2 separate regions of the Mus musculus genome follow, and region 1 is linked to region 2. The links are chromatin contacts, found by Hi-C or POLR2A ChIA-PET in ENCODE. All regions are on one chromosome and are shown on one strand. Each heading gives the region's core, a stretch centred on a gene start or an enhancer-like site at or near the end of the contact. The rest is flanking DNA. Distances are from core to core; before and after follow the strand shown. Region 1 holds the start of U2surp (U2 snRNP-associated SURP domain containing). Region 2 holds the start of Dipk2a (divergent protein kinase domain 2A).

What was found. A loop is a pair of places that touch in the nucleus more often than their neighbours do. ChIA-PET counts read pairs that join two places held with the same protein, here RNA polymerase II (POLR2A).
Region 1: a loop to region 2 is called in a map of heart, with 2.7 times the contacts of the local background. The contact joins the promoter of U2surp here to the promoter of Dipk2a in region 2. A Hi-C loop is called at or near these places in 1 of 37 maps with a recorded cell type or tissue (heart). POLR2A ChIA-PET finds 5 or more read pairs at or near these places in 1 of 5 experiments (embryonic stem cell).

Annotation. Positions count from the first base shown.
Region 1 is chr9:95,509,646-95,514,446 of GRCm38, forward strand. U2surp (U2 snRNP-associated SURP domain containing) reads right to left here and starts at 2,351. Exons shown (of 28, transcript NM_001357974.1): 1 at 2,172-2,351. The coding sequence starts at 2,216.
Region 2 is chr9:94,535,427-94,540,381 of GRCm38, forward strand. Dipk2a (divergent protein kinase domain 2A) reads right to left here and starts at 2,655. Exons shown (of 3, transcript NM_001033145.2): 1 at 1,793-2,655. The coding sequence starts at 2,449.

The DNA.
Region 1 (4,801 bases), core at 1,101-3,600, 970 kb after region 2:
CATAGCAAGAGCATGAAACAGAAGTCTCTACTTACTTGATATACAGCACAGAATACAAGCCTGGAAATTCCAAATATTGTACTAAGGCCAAAATGATCTTATAATCTAATAATGTCTAGACTTACATTTGAAATTAAAAAAAAACAACAACAATTTGAGTGGTCATTATGATGGCCAACACTTAATAATCCAAATCAGTGCTTTCTAGTTCCTTAAAAAAAAGGGAGCTGGAAGCGGTTGGCACATGCCTGTAATCCCAACTCTGGGAAATACAAGGAAGGAGCAGCAGGATGCTGAAGGTTAAAGTTCAAGCCAGCCTGGGCTACGGGAGACCCAGCTCAAAAACCTAGTACGCAGGATGGGTGGATGATCTATATAGACTTAGAAACTGAAGTAAGATTTACTAACATTTACAGTAACTCCATCTTTCTATCAGCCCTATAAAAGAATTTTTTTCCTGTAATAAGATAAGAAAACCTGAGGCTGAAGAGATTAGGTATCGTATTTGTTTTCAAAACCTATAACCTCGCCATTCCATTACAACACTTTCCATTACATGGAAAAATCCTGGCAAAACTCTTGAGTATAAATATTCCCTTTTCAGACACGAGTAAGGAACCCTTTGGTGACATCTAAAGGACTATAAACTGACAAGTGTGAATGAAAAAAAAAAAATCCAACAAGCTACTTAATACTTAAAAACTACACAGAGTCCTGAGAAGTATTCTCTTAGAAAAAAGTCTGAACACATACTTTGAAAAGCTTTCAATCTACCCAGGCCTCATGCAGGAAATACTAAATGCTTTGAGAAGAATATCAAAACAAATTGTAACTATGGATGTGGGTACCTGTCCTGGTCACGGGTCTGAAAGGAGGAGTGGCATCATGAGGTACCCCTTCATTCACCTGCTCCCCCAGAAAGGGAAGGAGGGGAAAAACTACTGGAGAAAAAGGAAGCTGACTTACAGTAAAGGTCTGGTGTAAGGACAACCAGAACTGGGCCCTCCCATAGTTCTGAAGAATGTCTAGTAAGACCTTTACTACTTGCTAAGTAAATCTGGGGCAATCATTCAGCAAAATGGCAAAAATTTAAAAATTAACAAATAAATAAACGTCAGCCTTATTAGAAAGAGAGCAAGTTTGGTTTGTTTCTCAAACCAAACAGCAAATGCAAACAGATAATCATACACTTTACGTTCCGAGACTCTTTAAATGTTATCCAACTCCTTATCTCTGCATCTCAAGCCTCGCCACTGGTTTATGGCAGTACTTAGGCATCTTTAATACCGAGATGGGGACGAGAATCTCCAAGCAAAATAATCCAAAATAGATAAGTAAATAAATGGGATTAAACACGCTGGCCAAAATGGCAACTAACACCAATTGTTAACCCAACCTTACTAACGCTTAATTACAGTTCAACGGTTTCCCAAGCAATGCACAGGGCTCCCTATAAACTCACATGTAAGGGCATTTGGGCAATTTCCACGTCTACCGTAGTTTCCCTTTCCAATGGAAACCCCACATACTGCTTGAGACCCTGAGTCTGCGGCCCTCAAGAGGGATGTTGTTCACTTTTCACTTCCCGGGAAGTGGGAGGAAAATCACATGGGAAGTGTGGCTCTAACCCTGAGGCTCAGAGAGCGGCTCCCTCCGCACGTCCCAACCCCAGGCCCTCCACTGGCGGGTCTCTCGCACACCCTTGCAACCCGTCCAGCCTAATTTCCTGGACGGCAAGGAGAGAAACCGTGTAAGGCCAGGAACGAGTAAGAGCCAAAGTAAAGAAGGGAGGACGAGGGGGGAAGAAACAGGCATCTAAGACCGGGAACCTTCCCGCCTCTCCCAGCCTCTAGCCCGCAGCCTCCGAGAGCAGCAAGGGGTGATACAAGGACGCCGGACCACCTCGGAACCACTGCTCTGACCCACAAAGCCGAACGAGGTGACCAGCCCCGCTCGCCACCAGGCACGCTGGTGTGGGGCTGAATCCCAGTCGGGACGGACGCGCGCTCGGGCCTCTCAACCTGCGCACCTTGGTGCAGCGGTGCCAGGCCCACTGTGGCCAACAGGCCTCAGCCCCTCGCCCCAGGAAACCCTCGAAGGCCAGAGGCTTCTGTAGGCCCTCGACCACGGTGAGAGACCCCCCTGACTGACGGAGATCTCTAAGAAACTACCTTTGAACTGGCCTTCTGAGATCCGCCTGGCGTTTTGTCGGCCATCTTGAGCTTTGCTCCTCCTTCAGCGGAGGCAGCAGCGCGGGTGAGTCGAGCACCGAGAGAACAGATAGCAGCCGAGCGCGCCAGAAAGGCTGCCAGGCCGAATAGCCGAACGCCGAGACGGAGACCTCCGCGGCGCCGGGGCCGCGTGACTTCCGCGTCGAGGCGCTTTTACGCGCCCCGCCCACCCCGCTCGCCTTCCGGTGAATTGCGGCGCCCAGTCACGTCACGCGCCTGCGGAATTTAGGGACTCTCCTTGACCCGACTTTCAAGGCCAACTGATAATTCAGTCATTTTCCTCCCAGAGCCAACCGGCGTTAGATGCGAGCGGGTTCTACTTCCTGAGGGGGGAAGGAAGCTGCTCTTTTAAAGCAACTGCAGTAGCCACGTGAGCCGAGCGTCTCACCTCAGCTGATGAGGCAGTTCGTCGAGACACTTTGCCGCACGATCCCCCAGGGGGCACAGGCCTTGGTGGCAAGGCAAATTTGCAATCTGCTCACGTTAAAAAATGGTGAGCAGTGACTTCAGAGTTGAGAAAAAACAGGGAAATAGGATAAAAACTGTTTAGGACGTCGGAGCATGGTACCTGCATAGACTGGGCATGGAGTTGGGGAGGGATGGATCGTAATATAGACGCTGTTCTAAAACGAGCATGTTTATTGTTACTGTGCAGTACAGGCACGCCCTAGCAACTGTGGGGAGGTTAAAGGACAGTTTGAAGGAGTTGGTGGGATTTGGGGATCGAAATGAGGTTGGCAGGTTTGCTCAGCAAGTGCCTTTTTCCCTCTGAGACTTCTGGCTACCCGCACCTATTTCTTTGAAGCATAGTCGCAAAAGTTGTGTAGCAGAAGATAGCCTTGAACTGCTGATTTTCCCGCCTCAGGTCCTGGGAATTAGTCTTGGGCCACCATGTCTAAGCTTTTTGTTAATTGAAGGGAAGCGGGGAATGAGTAAGTTTGGTTTGATTTGGGTTTTTCCAGTTTGTCGGCATTCCACCCCTGGCTGTCCCTGTGCTGTAGACCAGGCTGACCTCAAACTCGGAGATCTGTCTCCCAAGTGCTGGGAGAAAACGTGTGTGCCATCACCTAGATTTCAGTTACAGATAAGGGTCAGACCTAGAGAAGAGGCTCAGAATTGGAGATGTGTGACAGGACCTGAGAATGGAAATAAATTCATTTGGGCTGGAGGGCACAGAACCGTATTATACTGTACTTTCATGCATAGCAACCGTTACTTTCTGATCGTTGGCTTCCTGTTACTACGGTTTCTATCTCTGGTACCTGGCTTATTTATACCTCATCGCCTACCACCAGATTTTATTGATATTTATTTATTTATTTATTTTGGTTTTTTCAAGACAGGGTTTCTCTGTGTAGTCCTGGCTGTCCTGGAACTCACTCTATAGACCAGGCTGGCCTCGAACTCAGAAATCTGCCTGCCTCTGCCTCCCAAGTGCTGGGATTAAAGGCGTGTGCCACTACCGCCCTGCTTATTGACCTTTTTAGAGAGTTCAGCAATGTAGCCTCCTAGACTAATGCTTCCCTGGTCGCTCCCCCACCCCCTTCACTATACCCCCATCAACCAAAAAATAAACTTCAACTTCTGTATGGTAAATGTACTTGCTTCTGTGACTCCGTCTCCTGAGCCTACTCCTACTCTCAGAGTTCATTCTTTCTTTCAGTTCCCTCCCCTACTGCTCCTTTCTTCAGTGTCAGTTATATACAGGGTTACTTTGCAATCTCCTTATTCCCAAGTTTTACACTGTACAGCCTTATGTCTGTCTCTGTAAGTCACAATACTGTGGAGGCTTTTATATATTAAAAACAGCAGGGTTCCAATAATAAATTCGGAACAGATTGTGAAACCTACTTTACAGCATTCATATCACAGCTTTATTTAAAATATTTGTATTTAGGGTTCTCTAGGGTCACAGAACTTATGAGTATTTTCTATATAGTAAGAGAATTTATTGATGACTTACAGTCTGTAGTCCAACTCCCCAACAGTGGTCAGCAGCAGCTGTGAATAGAAATCCAAGGATCTAGCAGTTGCTCAGTCCCACAAGGCAAGCGGGCGAAGAAGGATGAGCCCTCCTTCCAATGTCCTTATGTAGGTCTGCAGCAGAAGGTGTGGCCCACCTGGATCTGGGACTTGCCTTACTTAGTCTCCTGGGATTAAAGGCATATGTACTACCTTGCCTGGGCCTAAGCTTTTCATAGCCACTATGCCTCAAGATCAGGATCACAGGTGAGCCTTCTAGTTCTGGATTGTAGTTCATTCCAGATATAGTCAAATTGACAACCAGGAATAGCCACCACAATCCACCTCTTGTCAACTTGACACAAATAATATCTCATGTCCACATGACACAATAACAAGGTCATCAATACAACTAACATGATAAAACTATTCCTCATACAATCGCAAATGCATTTGTAAATTTACAATGGGGCAATGTCCCTTGGGAACATTCTTTTAGTATCTCAAATACCAGTTGATGTTAAAGAAATTGGAAGAAAGACAAATGTATTCTTAACAAAATAAAACAGAAGCATTCTTTATAATCCTTGTTTCAGGCCTTAGCTGGT
Region 2 (4,955 bases), core at 1,405-3,904:
TCAGGACTACCCCTGGGAGCTGGGCTGACTAAACTACTGATGCAATTTATGAATGCCTCAATCTAGTAGACATTTTCTCACATTTATCCTGTACTCTACGCAATCATCCACTCAGAAAAATTTAGGCATTAGGCTTCAAATAAAGTGAGAAAAATGTAAAGTCACAACACATTTGACTATCTCAACTGCACAACAGGCTGAAAACGCCAGGAGTGTGAAGACATAAAAACTCCCGGTAAGAGACAGCTTTGTGGTGTGGAAATTACCAGTTTCTCAAGTTCAGATGCCTATGTTTTTAAAGAAGAAAACACAATGTTTAATCTTAATATTAGTTGTTCCTAATGCATCCATACCTAGAATCAACCCTATAAAAATCGCTCAATAGGCACTCAGTATTTAAAATGCAAAAACTGTATATACCTTAAGTTCAGTGCTAAATTTTGGGACCTCAGAGATTTTTGACTATCGACTACAGTCAATTACACTACTAAGTGCTGTCAGTACCTGCTAACATAAATACAGCTTGGAGAGGTGGGGGCTTGTGGGAGTGGGTGGGGGGGGTCATACTTAGAGACTCGCTAATCTAAACTAATGAATAGAATAATCCTGCAAAGTAAGCTTAACTGAATTTACACTGATCAGAGATAAAACAGTACTTATTAAACCATCTGAACTTTAAAATTAACCTATCACATATATCTTAACAGCAACTTGAAATTTTATTAAGGCTCACATTAGAACTTCAGCTGATCAAATACTCGTGTTAAGGATGCTTGGCTGAACTAATCAAGGCTGATTTCTCTTGACTAAGACGCAGAAAACTTGAAAGAAAAAAAAAGCCACCAATAGAGTACATTCCTATTCATACTTTAATCAACAACAGAAACAAGGTCCAAACCCTCTAGCCATTAGTGACATTCTTAGCGGAGAAAGGGCGTGAACTATACAATCAATTACTTGTGGTTAATTTAAACTCACTTTCCCTAGCACTTGACGTTTAGAACTGGTAACTTTTCTTGCAGCCAAGAGAGATCACACACCTACTGGACAATCGCTGCCCAAGGGCACAGCACTTTAGCGGGGGGGGGGGGGGTGTTTGAAACAAATTACTCCAAAAATAAACCGGATTCCTTTCTCTTATCTATTTTCTTCTTGCCGCCACCAGTAAAACGATTCCATTCTATCCTCCTAAAAGGCACGTTTATTTTCGAAATGAAGTCAAGAAAAAGCAAATAAGTCAGTTGGGCTAGAGGCCAAAACCCTTTTCCTTAGATCCTAGCTCCAACCTAAAAAAAAAAAAAAAAAACACTTTAATTCCTTCCTTAACCGGATTACCATATGACTAGGGCAGGCCACAGCATCAGGATGCAAAAGTCCGTCTTGGCCTTTAGCCTTCCCAGCCCAAATCTAACTCTTTCCCCCATTTCCTAGCTTCTAATTCCACGCAAAGCACGAGTCACGAATTAGCTCCCTTCACTTTACCACCACCCCACTCTCTGATCTCATCTTTCCCACCTGGTCCCAGAACTAGCTGATTGACTAACAGGGAGATGATCTAAGAAATAAAACAAAGACAGACTCGGGGAAGTTAGGCTAGCCAGGCGGGACAGCAAAGGACGTGTGCCCAGGGTGCCCAAGTCCTCGGAAAGAGGTACAAGGGCTCGCTATCGCACTGACACTGGCATCCAGACTGGGACGAGCGGGAGGGCGGAAGGAAACTCGCGAAGAGGCATTTTGGGAGAGTTGGGGACGCACTCCCTCTGGCGTCGAAGAGCCCCGCGCCCGCGCCTACCTGTAGCACCAGCGGCTCGGGGTTGAAGGCCAGGGTGAGCAGCAGCTGCATGCGCTCGGAGTCCTTGAGGTTACGCAGCAGGAAACTGCCCGAGTCCTTGGTCTCCGCGTAGCGGCGCACCAGGCGGTCCAGCAGGCGCTGCGAGGGGCAGTGCACCAGGTCCGACCAACCCTCCACCGCCTCCGGCGTGAGCAGCCGCACGTCGCCGTTGAGACGCGCGAACTCGGTGCGGGGCATGGCCTGGAGCAGGTCGCAGCGCGGCCGGCCGGTGGCCCGCTTGCAGATGCTCTGGTCGAGCTGCGCCAGCTCGCGCTGCGAACCCAGGCGCTTGAGCACCACGCGCCGGCGGCCGCCCTCGCGGGGCTCGCCGTACTGCGCGAAGTACACGTTCTTCACGTTGAGGAAGTCCAGCAGGCGCAGGCGGCCCCACGTCTCGAAGCCCACCTGGCCGTTGAGGAAACGGCGGCACCAGCTCGTGCCGAAGCACGCCGGGCACTTATTGAGCTGCAGGAAGCGCCGGTCGGCGAGCTCGTTGCGCTGCCAGGAGGCGAGCAGCGACGGCGAGTGCAGCAGCATCAGCACCAACAGGCTGCCGAGCGCCGCCAGCTTCAGTGCACGGGACAGGCGGCCCAGCTTCAGGGGCACCAGGCGCCACATCCCGCCCGCGCGCGGCAGCGGCCGGGGCCGGGGCGGGCGAGCGCACCCCGCCGGGCCGCCCCACGGCGCCGAGGCCCGCGGCGCAGACGGAGGGCGGCAGCGAAGGAACCCGAGGACGGGCTGCGCCGGCCGAGCGCGGCGACTTCCCGATCGGCTGTCTCCACAACTCCCGGTGCCCTCCTCCGAGCTCCCCGCCCTCCGACTCCGCGGGCGCCGCCTCCTTGCCCGCCAAGTTATAGAGGCGCGGGGAGGGGGGGGGGGAGGAGGGAGCGCGGGAGCCGCGGTCGCGCGCACGCGCACTCCCGCCCGGGACGCTTGAGCTGCGCCTTGCTGGGTCCCGGGCGAGCAGCGCGCGCGGGGGCGAGTGAGGAGTCCCGGACGCCTCACACTCGAGAAGCTACGGTGCGAGGAGGGGAGGAGAGGATGCGGCGGGGCCCCCACGCGCGGGCACGCCCGAGAGCGAGGGGCGGGGCCGGGGGCGGGGCGAGCGCGCCCCCGGGAAGCGTCAGCGCGAGCTCGCGGGGAGGCGGTGGAGAGGGTGGGTGGAGGGCGCGCCCGGGAGGGCGGAGCTCGCCAGCTCCGCCACCGGAGACCTTCAGTAACGGCTACTCTGGGGTGACTGTCGGGCTACACAGGCGCCCCGGAGGCCTTTGTGGGAAGGTCATTGGAAGGGAGAGGGCGGAGGCAAGCGGGAGCAGAGAGGCCCATCCTGGGAGCGGGAGGAGGTGGGGCCGAAGCCTGGGGGCGGGGCTGGAGTGGGGCCGGGCCAGGTCCTGGGGGCGGGGCCTGGCCGCCCGCTCCGGGCCTTATATGGTGTGGCGCGCGCTTGTTCTTTTGACTGGCGGGACCTCTGGGTCGCGCGCTTTGTGCCGCCGTAGGGCCTGCGGGCAGACAGTGGGCCAGCGGTTAGGGACCGGAATGCCGCTGCAGGGCTGGCGATGTATCTGCGGAGGCTGAGTTACGGTTTCGCTGAGTGAGCACTGGCGGGATGAGGTCCTTCCTCACCGGCGCCGCCCGCCGGGTCCCCGAGGAGCCCGGTTCCCCCATGCTTCACAGGCTGGGCCCAGGCCTGCCTTGCGGCCAGGACGCGTTGCTGTGGCGATGACCCCAGGGAGCCAGGCCGTCAGGTGCCGCACCTGTGCGGTCTAACCAGCTCCTAACAGCAGACTGCGGAAATAACCTGGCCTAACGCGCGTGGGGTTAAGTTTTAGAAGGTCTGGGATCTTCAGCAGTAACTTCAAAATATGTTCTATTAGAATACTTTTTTTTTCTTTAACTTTTAGCACTCCTGTGATTGTTGGTCGAGTGGATAGCTAGCTAATTCCTGGTCGCTGTTAAATATACTTTTACTGCGCTGATTTTTAGAGGTCAAACAGGAAAATCATAGTAAGTAGTAACGGGTATGCAAAGAGTAACTACTGAGACAGTGAGACTTATCTATACAAGATCGTGAATCACTTTCCCGAATTTTCTGTATTTGATTGTAGCATGAGGACTCGCTTCTGGAAGAATACGGGTAAGGTCAACGTTTTGTGTTTGGTGATGTAGGAGTTCAGTCTTTGGAAGAAATTTTCAACGTGGTGGTGATTTTTACAGGCTACTACAGAATACAAATTTTAAGATGTTAGCCTTCAAAGGCTTATGCAAAATGGCTGAGAAATTTGGCTGATAGAAAAAGAGCATCCCATGTTTCCTTTGGCAGAAATTTGATTTAACTTGCTCATCAAGCATCCCCCAAATCCATACAATAAGGTTATGTAAGCAAAGGCTCAAATGAAGTTTCCTCTGGAGTGTCTGGAGCGACTGGAGACTAGAACTGCATGGTTCATTTGTGCTGCTGAGGCAGAGTTGTAAACGAAGCGAATAATTACTAACCTGTGTGTTGTCTTCAACACCCCGTCTACATGCTAGACAATGTGTGGAATCACTTTAAAAACAAAATCAAAATATTCTTTCTGCATTTTATCAGTGTAAACAAACAAGGTTATTTTACTCAACACAAATTGCTTTGCTTAAAACTAGTTTATATTTTAACAGCTCTGAATTTAGGGAGTCAGTGGTGGCCTTTCTGCCTTAGTCCCTCTCCTAAGAGTGAAGTGAGGATTTAGAAACATGACACATCAAACTCAGTTGTTGCAATTAAAACTTCTAGATATTAAGATAGTCTTCAAGAATTTAATAACTTTTGCAACAGAAAAAAGTTTTGGAGACACATAAGATAAACTCAGAGATTGGAAAAGATCAGTAAGTATTAATGTATTTTTCTCCACTTTCCAGTAAACCACAGGATGCTTTTAGCTAATGGATTGTAAACTGCAAGCCAGAGTTCTTGATCATTATTTTAAATAAGAACAGTGTAATTTCCAGTGTGATTGCCATTATTACAAATGTATCTAGTACAATTAAAGACCACAGTGGTTTAAATAATTTTTTCATTTATGTATGTGTGCTCACACACACACACACACACAGGGTGTTAGTGGGGTTGAGGTAGAGGTCCGAAGAC